Regions from separate parts of the Homo sapiens genome. Here region 1 is linked to region 2. Evidence: chromatin contacts called from ENCODE Hi-C or POLR2A ChIA-PET data. All regions are on one chromosome and are shown on one strand. The core of a region is the stretch at or near the end of the contact, and the rest is flanking DNA. Distances in the headings are between cores, read along the strand shown. Region 1 has its middle 19 kb from the start of CCL22. Region 2 holds the start of CCDC102A (coiled-coil domain containing 102A).

Region 1 (4,984 bases), core at 1,027-3,526, 200 kb before region 2:
AGGCTGGCCTCAAACTCCTGGCCTCAAGCATTTCTCCTGCTTTGACCTCTCAAAGTGCTGGGGTTATAAACATGAGCCACCCTGCCTAGCCTGTAGTATGTTTTTAAGTCAGAAAGTGTGATGTTTCCAACTTTGTTTTTCTCTTTCAATATTATTTTGGCAATTTGGGTTCTCTTGAGTTTCCATATAAATTTTAGAATTTTTTTTAAAAATGATGTTGGGATTTTGATAGGGATTGGATTAAATTTGTAGATTGCTTTGGTTACTATTGACATCTTAACAATATTAAGTCTTTTGATCCATGAACATAGGATGTCTTTCCATTTATTTGTGTCTTTGTTTCTTTCAGAAACATTTGTAGTTTTCAACATATAAGCCTTTTATCTTGTTGGTTAGGTTAGGTTTATTCCTACATATTTTATTCTTTTTGATGCTATTGTAAATGGAATTATTTTCTTAATTTTATTTTCAGATTGTTAATTGTTAGTGTGTAGAGATGCAATTGTTGTTTGCTTTTTTTTTTTTTTGACAAGATCTGGCTCTGTCACCCAGGCTGGAGAGCAGTGGTGCGATCTCGACTCACTGCAACCTCTGCCTTCCAGGCTCAAACCATCCTCCTGCCTCAGCCTCCCAAGTAGCTTGGACCACAAGCGTGCACCACCACACTCAGTGAATTCTGGTACTTTTTGTAGGGACAGGGTTTCGCCATATTGCCCAGGCTGTTCTTGAACTTGTGAGCTCAAGTGATCCATCTGCCTTGGCATCCCAAAGTGCTGGGATTACAGGCATAAGCCACCACACCCAGCTGCAATTGACTTTTATGTGACCATTTTGTGTCCTGCAACTTTACTGAATTGTTTGTTAGTTTTAATAGCTTTTTAATGGATGCAATTTTTAGGGTTTGCTGCATATAGGATCATGTCATCTTCAAACAGAGATAATTTTACTTCTTCATTGTCAATATGGATGCCTTTTATTTCTCTTTCTTGCCTAATTGCTCTGGCTAGGATTCCAGTACTATGTTATTAGAAGTGGTGAAAGCAGGCATCCTTACTTATTCCTGGTCTTAGAGAACAAGCTTTCAGTCTTTCACTATCAGGTTTGTTTTAATCTGCACATAACTATGCTTAGGTAGTTTCCTTCTATTCCTAGTTTGTTGTGTATTTCTCCATTGTTTTGGACAAAAGTCATGTGTTAATCTTACTGTCATTTCTGTGTATATGATGGATTTTCTTTTCTGCTTTCAAGTTTTTATTTTCTTCTTTTCAACAGTTTAATTATAACGTGCTCATGTGTGGATCTCTTTGAGTCTATCCTACTTCTGGCTCATTCAGATTCTAGGATGTGTAGATTAATGTTATCATCAAATTTTGGAATTTTTCAGCCATTTTTTTCTTTGAATATTTTTTCTGCCCATTTCTCTATTTTTTCCCTCTTTCTCAGAGTCCTGTTACCTGGATGTTGGTGCATTTGATGATGGGCCAAGGCTTCTTAGTCTCTGTTCATTTTCTTCAGTCTTTTTTCTCTCCATTATTCAGCTTGTATAATCTCTGCTGATCTATCCTCAAGATTGCCAATTCTTTATTTTGTCAGCTCAAATTTGCTTTTAAGCCCCTCCAGGGAAATTTTCATTTTAGACACTATACTTTTCAAATCCAGAATTTCTATTGGTTCTCTTAAAAATAATTTTTCTTGGCAGGGCACGGTGGCTCATGCCTCTAATTCCAGCACTGTAGGAGGCTGAGGCGGGTGGATCACCTGAGGTCAGGTGTTTGAGACTAGCCTGGCCAACATGGAAAAACCCCATTTCTACTAAAAATACAAAACTTAGCAGAACTTATAACAAACTACAAAAACTTATAACAAAACTGCAAAACTGTGAGAAAAAATAATCATTTGAAAACTGGAGATTGATCAAAATTATAAGTAGTAGGTAGAATAATGGGTGACAGAGTGAGATTCTGTCTCAAAAAAAGAAAAAAGAAAAAACTAACACAGTATGTAACAAATTGAGAAGTGTTTACTTTGAAAAGTCTTGAACTTTAATGAGAAAAGAATGAGGGCTTTGTGTGGGTGGGTGGGTGTTTCAGAGCTTCCTCACTCAGTCATTCTGGAAGTCCCATCTATATGTGATACATTCTTACAATGGAATACTGTGGAGGAATGAGAATGAAGTAAAAGGGCAAGCAAAGACATGGCTGAATCTCCTAAACATAATGTTGAATGAAAGGAGTCAGGCACAGGCCAGGTGCAGTGGCTCATGCCTGTAGTCCTAGCTGCTAGGGGAGCTGAGGTGGGAGGATAGCTGAGGTTGAGGCTGAAGCGAACCGTGATCGTGCCACCGGACTCCAGTCTGGGTGACAGAGCGAGACGCTGTCTCAAAAAAAGAGAAGAAGTCAGGCATAAAGGAATGCTTTCTGTATGATTCAGTGTTTCTTTCTGTTCTTTGTTTGTTTGTTTTTTTGAGACAGTGTTTCTCTCTGTCACCCCCCCCGGCTCATTGCAGCCTTGGCCTCCCAGGCTCAAGTGATCCTCCCACCTCAGTCTCTCTAGTAGCTAGGGGCCACAGGCTTGCATCACCATGCCTGGCTAATTTTTGTATTTTTTTTTTTTTTTTTGGAGAGATGGGGCCTCACTACATTGCCTAGGCTGGTCTCGAACTTGGGCTCAGGTAATCCTCCTACCTCAGCTTCCCAAAGTGCTGGGATTAGAGGCATGAGCACCCAGTGCACCCAGTCACTTTTTCTATGATTCAAATAGAAATAACTAGTTTAGGTATTAGGAGCCAGAATGGGCTTTCCTTGGTGGTGGCAGCAGAGGGGTTGTGATGGAAGAGGTCATGAGGGGGTTTCTGGGTTCTTCTTCTTCTTCTTCTTCTTCTTTTTTTTTTTTTTTTTTTTTTTTTTTTGAGACAGAGTCTTGCTCTGTCACCCAGGCTGGAGTGCAGTGGCGTAATCTCTGCTCACTGCAACCTCTGCCTCCCGGATTCAAGCAATTCTCCTGCCTCAGCCTCCCGAGTAGCTGGGACTGCAAGCACCCACCAACACGCCTGGCTAATTTTTGTATCTTTAGTAGAGATGGGGTTTCACCATATTGGCCAGGCTGGTCTCAAACTCCTGACTTTGTGATCCGCCTGCCTCGGCCTCCCAAAGTGCTGGGATTACAGGTGTGAGCCACCATGCCCAGCTCTTGTTCTTCTTCTTCTTTTTTTATTTTTTAACTTTTTATCTTCTAGTAATTTCAAACTTACAGCAAATTTGCAAAAATAGAGTAAAGAAATCCTGTATTTCCTGTATTTCCATCATCCTGATCCACCAACTGTTAACATTTTACCACTTGAGAAAATAATAATTCTTTCCGTACGAGGAGTCCAAGCCCATGTAGATACAGCATCCCTGTGACAGTGACTTCCAGGATCCCACACTAAAAGAAGGGCAAGAGGAGGAGCCTTCTGACACATGGTTGGTCCTGGGGGACCCATTCCTTAGGTAGGTGGCCACTGACCACAGAAAGAGATGACACTGTTCATTGTCCAGTTTGAAGGCTCCTGAGATTCCAAACGCTCTTGGTTCCCCCCTGGTCTTCTCTATAATTCTCCATCTGTGTCCAGATTACCAGGCTTCAGGGTGAGTAAATAACAGGGAACCGAGGGTTGGGAGGCACTACGGAAAGAACCCTGGGCTCTGGGATAAACGTCCATACATTTTCTTCTTCTTTCTTCCCCTCACACCATTCCTCATGCTTTTCTGCTTCCCCTTTCTGCTTCCTTCCCTATAAGATGTCACCTCCTCTCAGTTTCAGCCACTACCTCTTGTCTGGGGACTGGGAGTTGGAGTTTCCCTGGGTCAAGCATGTCACCGTCCAGCTCGGGTGTTCCATCTGTGAAATGTGCAAGGGGCATTTATACCCTTTCAATCACCAAAGGCTGTTGTAAAGATCATTTGGAGCTGCGAATGTGCAAGTTGTTGATCCTCAAATAGCCTGGCAGTGGCAGGCATGACCAGTCCCATTTCACAGAGTCAGGGCCTGAGTCCCAAGGGCACAGGGCCTGGTAGTCAAGCTTCACTGCCAGTTGGTAGCAGAGCCCGTATCTCTGAGACTTAGGATATAGCCATGCTACTCACACCCTCACCCTACAGGCTATAAGATGACTCTCATTTTTATAGAATACCAAAAAGCCAATTGGAAACCCACAAAACATATCAAATGGCAGAAGAGGTAGATGGAATGTGTAGAATTGTTTGCTTTTCTAAGGGTTTTCTTCTTGAAGAAAGAGCAATTGTGGTTTTACAATGGGACTTGCTCGGAAATCCAGGCCAGGACAAGCTGCTTATTCAGAACAAAGTCCTGGAGGGTAAGTCATCTTCTCTTTGCCCAATCATTGTTCCTTGGAGGATGTCCATTATTTGCAGAGCCTGGCTGGCTCTTTGCCAAACCTATTTCCTCTTCTTGAGTACACCTCTTCTGTTTCCCAGCCTTCCTTGCAAACAGGTGAGGTCAGGTGTCTGAATTCTGGCTAATGGAATGTGATCAGAGCTGATGCACCCAACTTCCAGGCTTGGACCAAAAAAGTTTCCCACGCTCCAGGCCTGCTTCTATTTTCCCTTTTATGACTTGATGTAGATGAACACGGCGATCTGTTAACAACAGCAGAACCACAAATGGGAGGAGTCCGGGTGCCTGAACCGCCACTTGGAGAAGAGCTGCCCATTAATCAGGAACATCTGTTTTGGACTTTATGTGGTGAAACATAAACTTACTGTGTCTGAGCCATTATACAATTTGAGGTTTGTTTGTTATGACATCTGACGTTACAGTACCTAATACATGCCAGTTTACCTGATTCCAATGGTTCCTTTTTTAACTACAGAAGACATTTATATCCTTCACGTGTTCAATGATTTCTCCCACATAAATCAAAAGTATTTTCTTAGTCCCCTATTAGAACCTCAGGAATAAAGTGTGCTCCAGGGTTTCATCTCTC
Region 2 (5,272 bases), core at 1,672-4,171:
ACATGGCCCGAGGGACCTGCACTCACACACAGCCCCAGTAACGTGCACACACACACATACAGCCCCGGTAATGCACAGACTCACACGCAGCCCCAGTAACGTGCACACTCACACACAGCCCTGGTAACGCACACACTCACTGAGGGGCAGCAGCAGCGCAGAGCATGGCTTACAGTCGTGGAGATGCCCCAGCTGCCCTGCCCGCCCCTTCCACCAGGCTCAATGCCCTCTTGCCATGGGGTGTCTATGTGCGTGGGGCGTGGCCTCCTGTTCCCTTGGCATACTGCCCCACCAAGGGGCAGGTCACGGTGGGACCGGCCACCACAGGCCCCGGGGAGCCTTTCCTACCCCACCCTTCGTTGTCCTGCCTCCCAACAGCCAGACAGGTCTATTACTGCTTTAAGTCTCTGGGTTTGTATTCCAAATGCCCATGTCCCAGACTCCAAAACCCCCACCCATCTTCAAGTTCAGCTGCCACCAACTCCAGGAAATGCCTTGATCTCCCCAACCCCACCCCCACCTGGGGACCACAGCCCTACAACCTCCCACAGCCAAGCCTGGCAAGCTGCCATCTCTCTTCTGGCAGTACAGGCTTCCCTCATCCAGATGGGACACTTGTGCCACTTAGAGCTTCCATCAGGGCTCCTGAACCCCAGCCCCACAGCTGTGCTCACTGGTAGCTCACTCCAGGACAGAAACAAGAATATTTTGAGCTGACACTTGCTGCAGGCTAGGCCCTCATCAGCCCTGCCCACAGAAAGTGACCCAGTGGTTCCTGTTGCTTGTGGACTTGTCTGGAATATCTCTCCTTCCTTCATCAGCAAACTCCTACACATCCTTCAAAACCCACCTCCAGTGTCCCCTCCCCTAGGAAGCCTTCTCTAACCTCTCTGCACAGAGTATGCTCCCAAAGCACCAGGCACCTCCGTGTTCTACAGCAAAGGCCTTACTTTGAAGTCCACGAGCGAGGGCATCAGCACAGGGCCCAGCATACAGCAGATGCGTGATGGATGGAAGGTACCCCTAAGAAGGTGGTACCACTCTTAGGGGTACCCTTGTGACCATGCAGAGTTTGGGAAGGTTGAGTCATCCTAAAGATCAGGAGTCAGTCGGTGGCCAGGCTCTGAGACAGGTAGGTATCTGAGCCTGTCTGGCCAGGGTTGGAATAAGAGGTCATCTCACGGCCAAGTCGGCTGTCCCACCTTTTACCTGGGGAAGCCTAATTGACCCACTGGGAACAGCGTTGTGTTTTGTCCTCAGCATGTTTGGATGGGTCTCTCCATATCAGTGAGAGGAATGAGCAATGCCAAGGCCTGGACAGGGGCCAGCTGAAGGGATGGGGAGCCCAGTGCCCCAACCCCTTCCCCGGCTCTGAAACCCTGTAGATCCTCCCAGAGCCTTTCAGGTAGGGCCCTGGGACAAGCCCATGGCCACAGGCCTGGCTGTGGACAGAAAGCAGAGCCCAGTGGGAAACCACAGAGGACAGCCTGATTGAATAAGTGCAGGGCCCAAGGCTGGTCAGCCCACAGACTGCGGGCACCTGTCCCTGTGACCTGCTGCCCAGGATCCAGCTGCAGGACCTCTGGGGGGAGCTGGCTGGCGGGAAAGGAAGGGATGGCGGCTAGGCCTCCAGGCTGGACCTAAGCCCAGGGGTAGGCACCCCTGGCCTATTCCCAGGTAGCCCCATCTTAGACTGAGGAGCCACAGAGACAGCCTGGATCATTGATTTGAACTCCTTTCTTTACATATGGACCAACTGAGGCCCAGAGGGACAGCTACGTGTCTGTGTCCACACCGCGGACCAGCAGCAAGGCCAGAGTAGGGAGCTGGTGATGGGATGCCTCCTCTTCTGGATCTTAGCCACCTGAGGGGCACAATGCCCCCGAGAGCACCTACACGATGGGGTCTGCAGGCACCAGGCCAAGTGGATACGCACAGCTGGAATGGTGGGGTGAACCTTCATGGGGACCCAGCCCCACCCCGACCCCAGCCCCACCCCTCTCGGCAACACCGTGAACTCTTCACTCTTGTACAGCAGACATCCCGCTAGTCCCAGCTCCATCACTGATATGCTGTGTGATATCTGCAAGTCCCTGCCCTCTCTGGGCCTCAGTTTCCTTACCTACAGGATGGGGAGAGGCACTAAAAAGATTCCTGAACGCTCTAACAGGTGGGCAGACCTCCCGAACCCAAACCAATCCAACCCCCACAAGAGCCCTGGGAGAGCGGGGGTGGGAAGGTGGACACCACCCCCACCTAAGGTACTGAAACTGAAGCCCCAGCCCTGCGTCGCCTTAGTCCTCACTTAGTCGACCCCTCCCAAGCCGCTGGCCCTGCGAACCGCCCCGCTCCACCTAGCGACGGGCGGAGGGTGGAGGGGGTTCCCGGCCCGCGCCGCGCGGTCCCGCCCACCCCACCGCATGGCCCCCATTGGCAGTCGCCGCGGCTCTGGGCAGGGCGCCGTGCTCTGATTGGCCAGCGCCGCCCGTCCATCCCGCATTCGCCATGGCGACCACGTTGGGTCCCCCGGGAGAGTCCCAAATTCCGTCCCCGCCCGCCGCCCCCTCCCGTCCGGCCCGGGCCGCGGCATTCCGGAGGCGCCTCCCCTCCCCCATCACCCCGCGGCCCCTCCCCACCGGAGACCTGGGGTTCCGGGGGCTGAGGGAGGCCGGGGAGGCGTCTAGAAAGTTCTGCTCTGAGTTCGGGGGTTGCCGCGGGCGCCCCGACTGTGTCTGCTCCTCCAGCACGCCCCACAACTTAACCCCTTCCTTCCCGCGGAAGGCGCGCGGCCTGGAGCAAGTTCCCGGGCCGCCTTGGCCTGCCGCCCCCCGGCCTGCCGCCCCCGCTCACCTCGGGCCGGGACTTGCGGGCTCCGTACGTCCCAGCCGCTGCGGCGGGGTAGAGCGGGCACCGTGCAGCTGCGACCGCCGCCGGAGGGGCCGAGGGAGGGCCGCGGAGTCTCCTCCTCCCTCCCGGGGGGAGGGGAAGCAGGGGGAGCGGCGGGGCCCCCGAAGCGGTCGCAGGCTGCGGCCCCGCTGTGACCCCGGCCCACCGAGCTGCTGGGGTGGGGGCTCCAGCCTAACTTCGGGGCGAGGGGTGCGGGCCGGGGCGGTGGGCTCTGCTGCAGAGCGGGCCGTACCCCAACGGAGGCCCCACCCCCGTGAGGGGCCGAGAGTTGCGGGGGGGCTCGGCTTTCTTGGTTCAGGTTTCCTCAGCGCCAACTACGTACTAGGCGCCCCCAGCAGAAACGGCCACCGCGGGTCCCAGCTCGGCACGTGGAGCGAGCTTACCAAGTCTTCACTGTTGTTACCTGCATTTTTCCCTGGGCCAGCTCTGCCACCGAGTGGAAGTGGGCCAACAAGTCTGTGCCCATCGGGCCTCAGTTTCTCTTTCTGTACAACAGAAGGGTTGACGAAAGCAACCTTGCGCTTGTTAAGAGGTGGGGGGCGCGGGGAGCACTCGGCCCGGCGGGCGGAGACTTTTCTCTGCATTGCGATGGTGGTTGGCAGGCCCTGGGGAATTACGGTACTTCGCCTTCGGGGACGCCCAGCTGTTTTGGGGCTTTCTCTCTATTGGGGGTAGGATGTTTGTGGTCTTGACTGGAAAGCCGGGACAGGCGTCTGGAGGACTCCCCACTACATCCTGTACCCTGGAAGGCCCCCGAGGTGAATCTATTTAAAAGAAGACCAACAATTCACCAAGATGGTGGGGAAAACCTGGCCTGATTGGGATTTTACCTAGAAAAAGAAGCTAAATATTACGAAGATAAATTAGTTTTACCCCGTGATTAACGGAGTTTAGATTATGATTGCAACCACGCACGCCTTAAAATGAACCAAGAATGAATCAGATGTTAACACTGGAAGTCTTGCTTTTTCTTGTAATAGTTGAGTATGTAGCATCCTTCCCTTCTGAACTGGTTTTTGCAGTAAGAGATTCATTTTTGCAAAAATATTTGAGAGCTTCCTCAAACTCAAGGATCACTCTGAATCCTTTGATAGTCCAGTGCCTTTTTTCGGGTCTGGGTCACTTCCCTTGCAGACGTTCCCTTTCTCTGTGGGCAGCGGCTGTTCCATTTCTCCTGCTTTGCTTCCACCAACTTCATGAAATCCCATACGTTGCAAGACTGGCAGTTTCACTTGTCGATTCATTTGCTTTGTATTTGTTATGCGTGGCTGAATGTTGAAAGCGTCTGTTCACCAGCCAGAGATAGATAGGAGATGTATGTGGGGTTTGAGTACTCAGAGGACAAGGGCATCCACATTTTACAGCTGAGGAAATGAAGGCTCAGAGAGGCTCTTGGCTCAGACTTGCACAAGGTCCTACAGCCAGTAACAGCCTTGGATCAAGAGCCCAGAGGTCTTGCCCAGAGTTTTTGGAGGTGGAAATGGGGCTGGGGAAGGTGGTGGAGACTGAGTTGATGGTGCACCTGAACTCCAGCTATAACCTCATCACTATCAGGCCTTCTCTCCTTAGGAAGAAGCAGTAAATATTGTCCTGAGGATGTCTTTTGCAGGGGCTAGGGTGGGGTGACGTGACCCACCCGATCGTAGAACCAAAGTAGGTGCTGGCCACAGGTTTTGGCAGCTCGCATGATGTTATCTTAGTTACCTAGGGGCTGGGTGTTATTACCACCCTCTCATAATGAGAAAAGTGAAGATCAGAAATGACTGGACTGGGCACGGCGGCTCACACTTGTAATCCCAGTGCTTTGGGAAGCCAAAGCGGGAGGATCGCCTGAGGCCGGGAGTTCAAGACCAGCGTGGGAACATAGGGACACTCTGTCTCTACAAAAAGATAAAAAGTTTAGACAGGTGTGATGGTACGCTCCTGTAGCCCCAGCTAACTTGGGAGGCAGAGGCCAGAGGATCGTCTCGAGTAACTGGCCCGGGGTCACCCTATGAGATGTCAGATCCCAGATCTGACTGTTTCAATTTTACCATAGTTCTCTTTCTAGAACAACACCCCCAGGCGCCTCTCTGAATGCAAGGCTAATCTGGCGTCAACCTCCCCAGTGGTCTCGGCAGGGTTTCTCTCTGGCAGCCTGTCCCACTCAGTTCAGGACAGTCAGGTTTTTGAGGCGTGTGTCAATATTTCCCACACTTCAGCAGTTCTGTTTTCCTGTATTACTGCCACCACTTTTTGCCACTAACACATGCCCTTATTTACCTAGCATTTTTCTTTAAATCATTTCACTTTGTAGGACCTACTTGTATCTTAAAGCCTATTTCATATAGCTAGGTAAATAGAAAATTTGTATAACTTGCCACAA

The links. Hi-C counts contacts between places; a loop is a spot of excess contacts on that map. ChIA-PET counts read pairs that join two places held with the same protein, here RNA polymerase II (POLR2A). Pooled maps may share reads with other maps.
Region 1: a loop to region 2 is called in a map with no recorded cell type, with 13 times the contacts of the local background. The contact joins the enhancer-like site here to the promoter of CCDC102A in region 2. A Hi-C loop is called at or near these places in 1 of 168 maps with a recorded cell type or tissue (B cell), 23 of 37 single-sample maps with no recorded cell type and 5 of 50 pooled maps. POLR2A ChIA-PET finds 5 or more read pairs at or near these places in 7 of 52 experiments (AG04450, Caco-2, GM10248 and 4 more).

What each region holds. Positions count from the first base shown.
Region 1 is chr16:57,337,440-57,342,423 of GRCh38, forward strand. No RefSeq gene overlaps it. Among named protein-coding and RNA genes, the nearest start is that of CCL22, 19 kb to the right of the region's middle. Within about 2 kb of position 2,277, at least 2 of the 41 ENCODE cell types and tissues checked have a DNase peak (open chromatin) inside an H3K27ac peak, as active enhancers do; they include GM12878, where a contact is called at or near this core.
Region 2 is chr16:57,533,650-57,538,921 of GRCh38, forward strand. It overlaps CCDC102A (coiled-coil domain containing 102A), which reads right to left and starts at 2,922. Exons shown (of 9, transcript NM_033212.4): 1 at 2,851-2,922. It also overlaps a transcript of ADGRG5 not described here. RefSeq lists a silencer at 2,215-3,164.